Linked DNA regions of Homo sapiens: region 1 is linked to region 2. Evidence: read pairs that join two places in POLR2A ChIA-PET (ENCODE). Cell type or tissue: A673. All regions are shown on one strand. Each heading gives the region's core, and the rest is flanking DNA. Links, peaks and the distances in the headings are about the cores only.

The links. ChIA-PET counts read pairs that join two places held together with the same protein. Peaks named below come from ENCODE experiments on the same cell type or tissue, not always from the same donor. Only the 100,000 strongest peaks of a DNase experiment are listed, where the experiment ranks them.
Region 1: POLR2A ChIA-PET joins it to region 2 with 5 read pairs; 2 of 35 experiments call an interaction of 5 or more read pairs at or near these places.

Annotation. Positions count from the first base shown.
Region 1 is chr17:55,321,753-55,327,144 of GRCh38, reverse strand. It overlaps HLF (HLF transcription factor, PAR bZIP family member), which reads right to left. Exons shown (of 4, transcript NM_002126.5): 4 at 1,958-5,392. Among named protein-coding and RNA genes, the nearest start is that of HLF, 59 kb to the right of the region's middle. In A673, for the core only: no CTCF peak of the experiment used is centred there; no DNase peak of the experiment used is centred there.
Region 2 is chr17:55,066,553-55,071,944 of GRCh38, reverse strand. All of the region lies in intron 12 of STXBP4 (syntaxin binding protein 4), which reads right to left. Among named protein-coding and RNA genes, the nearest start is that of STXBP4, 100 kb to the right of the region's middle. In A673, for the core only: no CTCF peak of the experiment used is centred there; DNase peaks (open chromatin) are centred at 1,724 and 2,354; H3K27ac peaks cover 2,050 bases.

The DNA of each region.
Region 1 (5,392 bases), core at 122-5,121, 260 kb before region 2:
TCTTCTGACCACAAAGACAAGATTTCAAAGTTCTCACCCAGTTCCTAGCTAAAGATGTCCAAAGAGACTTCTAAGCCAATGATTTTCAACAAGGAAATTGAAGTTGTATGCTTTGAAGAGAGGGGCTTGATTGGGTGGCATCTTATGCTTAAGTGTGCATGGAAGAGCCATCCTACATGCAGCATGTGATGGGCCCCCAGGGACTGAGGACTTGTGTATGACTGGGAGTCTACGCAGCTTGGCTTCATATCAGTTCTTGCCATCTCGGATCCAAATGCTCTCCAGGCATGAAGTCATTTCCTCCAAGAGATTTGAAGATGCCCCAGAAGAATCTTAGGCTAAGGTCACTATTCTTAAGCTAAGGTCACTATTCTTATTCCTCTGAGAAAGGTGAAAGGTGGGTTGGGTGCAGTGGCTCACGCCTGTAATCCCAGCACTTTAGGAGGTCGAGGTGGGTGGATCACGAGGTCAAGAGATCGAGACCATCCTGGCCAACACGGTGAAACCCTGCCTCTACTAAAAATACAAAACTTAGCTGGGCATGGTGGCACGTGCCTGTAGTCCCAGCTACTTGGGAGGCTGAGGCAGGAGTCGCTTGAACCCAGGAGGCTGAGGTTGCAGTGAGCTGAGATCGCACCACTGCGCTCCAGCCTGGTAACAGAGTGAGACTCCACCTCAACAACAACAACAACAAAAAGGTGAAAGGTGTTTGATGGATGAAAATAGAGCTGAACCCTAACTTGTAACCACTCAATTTTAACTAGAGGTTGTCACCAAGTAAGAGATGCCCATCGACCTTGTGCACAAAGCTGGCGCTAGTCTATGAACTGTTGGTGAAGTCACACTATGAAACAACGTCTCTACCACCCATTCCCATACCATCAGCCATCCTGCTCTGGCATATGAGCAGGGGAATTCTTTTCCGTCCTCTCTGAAGGAACGAATAGTCTGAAATATTGAATTGGAAAAATGCTCAAGGCATCCATTCTACTCTCGTGGGCCCCATGTAGTTATCTGTTGAAGGCCTCGGATGTGCCAGAGACAATTCATTTGTTGTCATTAGTTCCCCCCACAACCCTCAGAAGTGAGTATACCTTCATGTCACAGATGAGATTATGTTCAAAACGGTTTAGAAGCTGCTCAAGGTCACATACCCACTAGGTGACAGATTTGAATCCAGAATTGTACTCCTCAACACAGAGCCCCCTTCTCACTATGCCGGAGATGCTGAGTTTCTTGGCCTGGGCTGCAGCCCCACACAGCCGGTTTTGAGCTCCCCAGGTGAATCTACTGGGCTCCCTGGGCTGAGAACCACTGCTCTACATCAGCCTTCTTACATGAATCAGGGGTTTTATTCCGCCTTGCATCACAGGTTCCTTTAGGGAAGTAAAAAAAAAAAAAAAAAAAAAAAAAGCTACAAGTCTTCTCTACAGCAAAATAAATGTTTATACATAAAAAGTTGCATACAATTTCAGATAATTATGGCATCTCTGAAGCCTCTGCGTGGATCCCCCAAGGGTCATGAACTTGAATTAAGAGCCAAGTCTATAAATCCTTGACACCAATTACTTGGCTGCAGATGGAAGTTGGCTGGGATCAGTTTAAAAATTCAGATTTCTGGGCCCCATCCAAGAACTACTGATTCAGAATCTCTGGATTTATACTCCTAGATGTTGCTGAATTATTCTTTATATATTAGAGAACAAGACAGTCTGTGGACTGGCTTTTGGGAACCACCCCTCTAAATAATGCCCACTCCAGGGATCAGAATTCATCTCAGCCACTTTTACCTCTGTAACATTAGGTAAGCTACGTGACTCTCCTAACTTTCCATTTTGTCTTCTGTAAATGGGGATAATAATTGTCCCTACCTCATAGAGCTAATATGGAATAAAATATTCCATCTAAGTGTTTAGCACAGTGTCTGGCACATAACTACCCAATAAATGTTAATTTATTACTAATTATATAGTATTATCATTTTATTATCTAGGTAATAATCTCTACAAATGGTCTCTTTGCTACCGAGGTGGGAACAGAATACCATTGCTAGCCAACTGTTAATAAAAATACATGAAAGAAAGGAAAAAATTCAAAGTTTATTCAACATTAAGAATAACAGACAGATAAAGGTTTGGACTTAACAGCATAAATACCACCAATATCATGGTGTACAATTAAACTAACCTCATGTCAACTTGTACCTGTTTAACAGATGCGATCTTTGTGGTGTTGCCAAAAGGATAATGGATTATTGTTATGTTTGGTAAGGTGCTCAAAATTAAAGACTTTATGTCGACTTATTCACACACATACACACACACACACATGCACGCACACACACACACACACACTCTTACACTTAGCCTCCTGCAAAATGTATTGACTTTAGTTGCTATATCCGATTCGGATAAGGCTTTGCTCATTTTTTAAATGACATTATTAATTGCAGAAAAAACGTGGAGGAGACCTTGGCCTTGCCAGTGGGGGTACCTAGGAGCAGAAGGTGATCGCCACCTGGAGGGCAGATCACTTAGTCTCAGACACCTGCAGGGTGCTGAGACCCCAGTGCTAAATCCAGATCTCCAATTGCCATCACACATAGGCAAGCAGGCCTGGTCCCATGCCTTGGGATCGCTCTAATTGACTGTGATAAAGATTGAGTTTTCCTTAAAGGAAGAATAGGGTAAAATGAGATAAACTACTAGAAAAACCAAAGAATAGCTTTGCATTTCACAGAATGTCTATTGTTTTACACTGGGGGCAGTGGGGAGGGTGCCACTGATAATTCTTGCTTCTTCCGAAAACAGACCCTAGACATCTGATTGTACATTTGGAATTACTGTGAGTTCCCCACCAAACCAGTGGGTTAGAAGGAACCTCTGGGTGGTCTAGTACAGGTTTCCATTCCACCCACCCCACTGTGGAATCCCATCTGTACTCTCCTCAAAGGGTCCTTCTGCTTTGAGGGATGGGTCAGTGGAGGCCTGTTGTATTTGAAGACAAAAGGCCTATCACAGTCTTGCCTAATGTGGTATTTGAATGGTTCAAAGTGGCCACTTCCTGAAGAGAAAGAAGTAATGATCTACAGCCCTCCCCTCAACAAACTACCTCCTTAAGGCAGCACCAGCAGAAAGATAGGCTGGTCAATTTTTGCCTTTCTTTGCCAAGTCTAGTTAAAAGAAACAACAATGTGACCTCATCAGGAGGTCCTAAGCTGTTCCTTCCAAATCATGTCTAGATGATGTCAGTATGATATGATTTGGATTCATTGTTAATGGCCAAATAATTAATCTCTGAAAGATGCTTAGGATGAAAAGGTGAAAAATGACAAAGGGACTCTCATAATAGCTGCAGCGTGCAGACATGCGTCTGACTCCGGTTGACCCAAATCACTCAGAGTCAAGCCATGGCCTCCCGCTCCATGAAGCAGATCTGCCTTGTTTGCTAGTTAACTGCCCTGGATGGAGAGGCAGCCAGTCCAGAGGGAGTGTTCGTGTGTGTGTATCGTGACAATGACCTACATATAAGGCACCTGTACAGACTCCAAAGTGTTTAAATTTGTAAGACGAGGTAGGTTTCTGAAACCTCTCCTGGCACACAAGAGAATACATTTTATTAGAATCTTTTTATTTTTTTCTGCAGAAAACATTTGAGATGCTCATTTGATATAAACATCTAATTCCAAGAGAGACCAGTGCTCAAATATAGTTTTTTCAGCTACCATTTGATACGGCCATAAATTTGGATGGTCCATGTTACAATCCTTCCACAATTCTCCACTTAAAGACATCATTTTTCTATGTTTTTAATGACTATTGCCATCTAACAATTCTACAATTCGCCTCTTTGCCTGTAAAAAGGCCAACTCTACGTCCACCTGTGTCTCATATTGCTATCTTTTATTTATCTCTGCTTAAGATTGCAAAAGTTTTTGATTTTATTATTCACCTGAACAATGTATTGCAATTCCAATACACCCCCATCTCTTGCTGTTATCTACAGCTTGTGACAAAATGAACACCTTGTAGAAATATCCTACTGGTTGGGTTTCCCAAGTCTATGACACTATGAGAGAAGCATTGCTGATGGATTGACGAGGAGACCACCAGATCATTAAAGGATTAGATACTCTGAAGGCAGGAAACTAGAAAATCCCATTGATGAAAGGATATTTTAATCTAGCGTAAAATGTTTCTTTGTCGTAACAGCAGAATTTCTTGACATTTTACAACTTAATGAAACAAAAGAACAATCATCTTTAAAGTCAAACATCTATCAAATTATAAACCAAACACATAGCACCGATATCAACCTCATAAAACGTGCGGGCCCGCAGGGTAGAAAAGAACTGTCTGGGGCACTGGCAGCAACGTGCCATTCCAGGAACTCAGAATTTCGAAGTGAACATTTTTGTGGCAGATGCTTTTCCTAAAAAACACTGTATCATCCAATAAATATTTGACTAAAATCCATTTTGTGCTTTTGGGTGACGTTAACTGACTTCTTTCTGAGGCCTAATAAGAAACAAGAAAGCTCCTTGTGTATTTTAGAGCAGGATTCGTCATCACAAGCCTCGATACTGTCATAAAATTTTAATTTAAAGCAGAAAACATGCTGATGTGTCAGTGATAGGGCTTAAAATATTAAAGACTTCAAAAACCCCCAAGCACTTCTTCTCTGTACAACATTGGTGAATATATATCTTTGCTATATAATTTTAAAACATGGAATAGTTTTCCTCTCCTCTTTTCTATATATAATATATGTCTTCCAAAATACATTGTCAGTATTTATATCTGAAAAATACTGTACAAAAAAGAACTTCCTATAATTACTCTGTATAAACATTAAACGATTTAATAATCTCTCCTTTTGGTCTATAGTAAACATTTAAATTGATTGGATTAACCACAGTTTGTGACAACACCATCCCCTTCTGAGATACACCAGTGTCTTTTACATTCATTTTTCAGAAGTCCACTTTATAAGAGCACATACGTTCAAAAGCAAACAGAGAATAAGAAACATAAGCTTCAGAATCATTAATTTATGAGGCATTCAAAAATGACACCACTAGGAAAAAGGGCCTTAGAAAACATCAACTTATTAACTTAATCAACTGATTTTCTTTTTAAAAACAACAAAGTATAATTCACAAAAATATATATATTACCAAAAAGTGGGAAAACTGAATCTTAAGTAACTGTTTTGAATGTCAAGAGGGATATGGAAAAAGTTAACTAGAAAAGTGGGGGCGAGGCAGGGTGTGAGGGAAGGGGAACAACAAAACCGAACACATCAATGTCAAAGGCTAATCCAAGACGCAGTTTTTGGCTCATGTACTGATAAATTAACCCCTCATCCTTAGACCTCCCATTTCCCTCTGCTT
Region 2 (5,392 bases), core at 227-5,226:
TATGGCACTTCTTATACTGTAAACCATTCCTTTTTCTTTACTTGATGCAGAAATCTCTTTTCTCTGCGATAGAACTTTCTGCTCCAATTGCCATGGCTAATATTAAACTATGGCTATTTTAATTTTTTCAGAGCTGTTAAGGGACATTTGCTTTTGTTTGAGCCTAAATACATTTGAAGTGCTGGGAGGGTTAGGAATGCTGGCATATTCTTAAGGGTCAGTTTTTCATTCATACATTCAATAATGATTTATTAAGTATTTATTATGTGTCAGGTTCTGTTTCAGGTACTGGGGGTAGACACTAAACAATATAGACAAAAAGCCTTCCCTCTTGCTCCTTGGAATTTACATTCTAAGTTTGGGGAGATAGACAGTAAATCAGGGATGAGAGGTAAATGTCTCATTGAAAAGATAACTGACCAGAGACCTGCAGGAGGAATGGAGTTAGGATTTCCCAAGGAGGAGCTTTCTAGGAAGAGCGAACAGTTTGCATGAAGGCCCTGAGATGGAGCTGTGATTTGTGTCTTTCAGAGAACAGCAAGGAAGCCAGTGTAGTAGAGGTAGGAGTAGTAGGGTCCAGGAAGACGGGAGTAGTAAGACATGAGGGCAGAATGGTAACAAGAGTGAATATAGGGATGGAGGTAGAGTGAAGTGGCAGAGGCTAAGAGAATTTGTAGGCCGTTGCAAGGACTTTGGTTTTACTCAGGGTAAGATGGGAAATGATTGGAGGGTTTTGGGCAGAGAATCGATGTGATCTGACTTAAATTTTAAAAGTGTTACTTTTGCTGCTGTGTTGAGAATAGACTGTAGATGGTGGGCAAGGGTGGAAGCAGGGAGAAGAAAAAGGAGATGGGCAAAAATTAACTGTAGCTTCAATAAGGGTGATAGTGGTGGAGTTGGTGTGAAGCAGTTAGATTCTAAATACAGTTTGAAGGTAAAGCCAACAGAGTAGTTCATCAATAGCATTTATTTAGCAGCCACTGCATCTAGCAACCATGTTTATGACAAAAATACAAAGGGGTAAAAGATAACCTCTCCTTTTCTGTCTCAACTTAGAACATCAGGTATGACTTAGATAAATGGATGAAGAAAAGAGGATGTTACAAAAAGAGAACCATGTGAATAAAGGAAGAGAGACAAGAAGAAATGTGGCACACTGTGAAACAATACTAGATCAATTATGATTGGAGTAGAGACTTGCTATAGGGGAGTAATGGATAAAAAAAGGTCGTGGAAAGGGAGGGAGTCAGGCTCTGGTAGAAATGGCAGGCATGAAGGGGAAGGAGCTTGAGTCTGAAGAAGACTTGAAGGCTTCTGAGCAGAAAATGATATGAGAAAACAGTGCTTTAGAAAGCTAAATCTGGCAGCAGGGTGCCAGATGGAGAGATGTGGCCAACCAATTGCCTTCTATGCCCTTGACTCAAAGGACTTTATTTCCTTGTATCTAAAAGTAATTGTTTTATAATAAAAGAATACTTTTAGAAAGAAATATCTGGAAAAGGTAGGTACATTAACCTAGCCTACCACACCAGTCAATTTCATTCAGATGATCAAGAGAGTCTCTAGTGACACAGCTAGATCAACTTCACACTAGACTGCTGCTGTGCATACAGGAGATAATGGCTAACTATGTGCCAGCACTATTCTCAATGTTTTACATCCATCAACTCAGTTAATCCACACACTGCCATGGATATGTCTATTATTATCTGCATTTTATAGACAGGACATTGATGCACAGGAAAGTTAAGTAACTAACTCAGAATCACAAACCTAGTAAGTGACAGAGCTAAGATTTGGCAGTCTAGTTATAAAGTTCATGTTCTTGGCTACTATGCTGTACTACCTTGCCAACTACAGAAAATGTTTTTAAAAAATCACTTTTAGATGACAATATTATCAGTGCCCAGTCCTGGATGAGCTTATGATGTGGTCATTACAATAGGTATATTTGAGGCTGCTTCACTCTCCATTTTTCATTCAATCAATCTAAAAAAAAAAAGACTCTAAAGAGAAAGGGCAGGAAATTCTCCATAGCTGCAATGAAGAATAACTAATTTGATGATTTGTCTTCTTCACACTCACTTCATGCAGCTTTTATTCCTCTATAAAAACAGCACTTTTATTTTTGTTCAAAGAATGCTAGTTAATTAAATGAAGACTCTGGATGGAATTTATATAGCCATTATTGTGCACTGATGGTAATACAGTGTGAAATGTAGTTGGGTGGTAAAAGATGCAGAGGTTTTGATGCTGAATAAATTCATGCTATTTCTTTTGTAAATGTGTAACTGTCAGGTTGGTGAATGTGACCCCTTAGCAAAGTTCTAGCCCAGTTACCACTGAATGGCTGTTTAAAAGATTAGTGCATTGAAATGATGACTTTTAGAGGAAGCAGTAAAGAAAAGATAACAGCAGTGTGCCGTATTTAGCAATACAAGATCACATAAATCCATTTTCTCTTTTCCTCCCAGGCTGTCTTCTAATAAATAACTGTACAGCCTCCTATGTCAGTAACAACTGAGCCAGAATTTTCCCAGTGCCTCACCATGAGACTGAAATCCCATCAGGGAAAATGCTGTCGTCCATTTACTGATTTACTATGTACTAGATAGAGTTTAATTCAGTTTAGAAGGTTAGATAATAAAAGAAAAATGAAGATATAGTAGTAAGTCAGAAAATCCACATAAGCATTATGCTTTTTAATACTAAGCAGTGTGAGCAAACATACTAGAAGGGAATCCTGAATTAAGAAGTAAAATCTCTAGCTTATTTTTTTTTTTTTTTTTTTGGCAACACTGAGGAAATGTCTTCAACTCACACTGGCCCTTTATAAAATGAGGTTTTTCTGCCTCACGATTACATAATGAAACTTCAAAGAGCAGACCAAAGTCTTCTTTGAAAATGTAATCTGAACTAATGAAAATCTTTGTAGGCTACCAATACTTTGGACTTTTGTTGGGACAAAGCACGGTAACAGCTCACACACAGGACAATAAATATACTATGTGTTTTTCCACATACAGTACTTTTCCCCCACAAGGTAACATGATCTAGAATGAAAAAACATGGGCTTTGAATGGGACATAACTAGGTTAGAATCTCAGATCAGAATTTTACACTTTTAAAAATTTTCTGGCTCTGTAATTCTCTAAGACTCAGTTTGCTCATTTTTATAATGGAAAATCACACCTATTTTATTAGATCAAAACTATTCTCACAAGAGAATTAAAGAAACTATAATAGTTCTTGGCACAATTTTTTCCTTTTCCTCTTTCTTACCTTGAAAAAATATACATAATCACCTGTGTGATCAAAGAGCTAGACAAAATAATTTATTAAGGGTTTTCCTGAGGCACTCAATTAGTAACACCAGCTCTTGAACTTTGGAGAGTTGTTTGGAAACAAAATTTGCACATGTATTTTTTAATGTTAGCAACAATCATGTAAAGCCCTTTCCTCTAGTTATGAGTTGTAATGAATGGCTCCCTATAGTAGAAGGAAAAAGCATTAATTGCAGTAGCACATCTGTAATTAGGCTAACACATTCACATCACTAAATTTAAAAGTTCTGCAATTTTTAAGTTCATCAGTAAATCTTTCAAAATGTCAATAGGTGACAGGAGAAAAATGAGACTGCAAAGAGATATAATGTTTTTGTGCAATGTAACCTATGCTACCAAGCCCTAAAGAATACTTCTCTTATCAGCTTCCTACATCCACTCTTTGGAAAGCCCTTCTTGGTCTTGGTACTATTACAGCTTGTGAAAAAAATTAAGGGTTACTGCAGGAAAAGAGCTATTGAATTAAAATGTTTAAAAGCAAGTTATATCTAGTTTCCTTGACTTATGAGTCTGATTTGTTAAAATATATATAATATACCTTTCAATGGATAATCCCAAAATGCTTTGCAGATATTGACAAATGAAGGTATAACTCACCCCTCAGGCATGAATGTGTATGGGGGAGAATATGATTCGTAGAACTTTTTAACAGACCTCTGACATATGCTTTCTTTTCTCTTTCCTCACTCCCCCTCCATGACTCATCTAGCCAACTCCTCCTCCTCCTTACCTAACCAGTAATTAAGCACTGTGAAGTCTTCATTTATAATGTAATTTGCAGCTGTTGCTTAATTTCCATTCTAACCACTGTATTACTGATTTATGTCTTTATCCTCTCATGCTTGGGTACTATGAAAATCACATATGTGATCACCCTGCCTACTGTGTTCTTTATTGTATTCTGCATACTTCTGAAAGATTGATTTCCTCAAAATATTGATGAAGTACCACCTTAGGTAACAAACCTAACAACATGGTACATGATAAAATATATCCTCATTCTTCATTCTTCAAAGTTCTCTACTACCTATTCCAAATCAACCTACTTACTAGCTTTAGTCCACTTAACTCTCACATGATTCCCATATCCAAGTACATTAACTTACCACATTTACCAGGTGAAATTCTTCTACTTCCAAGACACTTTGGGTCACATTAATCCTCTAGGTATATATATTTTTCACCTTTTTCCATCATTTAGTTGTTACTTGTCCTTCAAAATCTATCTCAGATTTCACCTTATCTGTTTTTCCATTCTACTTTTGTATAAATGATCTTTCTCTCCTTTTTTATCTTTTAGATTTGTCGTCTGTAATTAATCACATATTTAGTACTCTTAACTGCTATCTTGAACTGTCATTAAAATGCTTTATTACCCAACTTTCTAAAATCAAAGGGTCTTGACTGCCCAAATTAGAACACAATCTGTCTGAGAGTAAAAACCCTATCTAATATGAGCAGGTACTCTACTTAACATAAAATGAGATATAACTGAGTTGACAAACCATGAAAATGACTATTTCATTTTTCATATACAAAAACTGCCTTAAGGAACTTATTTAGGCAAGAAGCTTTCATAGGAAATTTCTTCAAAAAAGGGTTCAGATTTATGGGAATATTAGAACTACATTTTATTTAACAATTAAAATAACAATCATAAACTATGCTTTGAGAAACACCATATAATAATAGGCAAATTATTTCATTATATTACTTTTTTAGAGTCTCACTGTGTTGCCTAGGCTGGAGTGGAGTGGCATGATCTTGATTCACCGCAACCTCCGCCTCCCAGGTTCAAGGTGATCTAAAGACATCCACCCACCTCGGCCTCCGAAAGTGATGGGATTACAGGTGTGAGCCACCATGCCAGGCTGCATTATATTCTTTTTATATAAATTTTAAAAAATCTTTTTTACAGTATTTATCAAGCAAATAAGACTAAGTGGAATGAAGAAAATACCAATGCTAAAAATGACAATTATACTTGTTTGTCAATTTTATTTCTTGTTTTCATTAAAAATATAAGATTTTAAAATTATGAACATTAA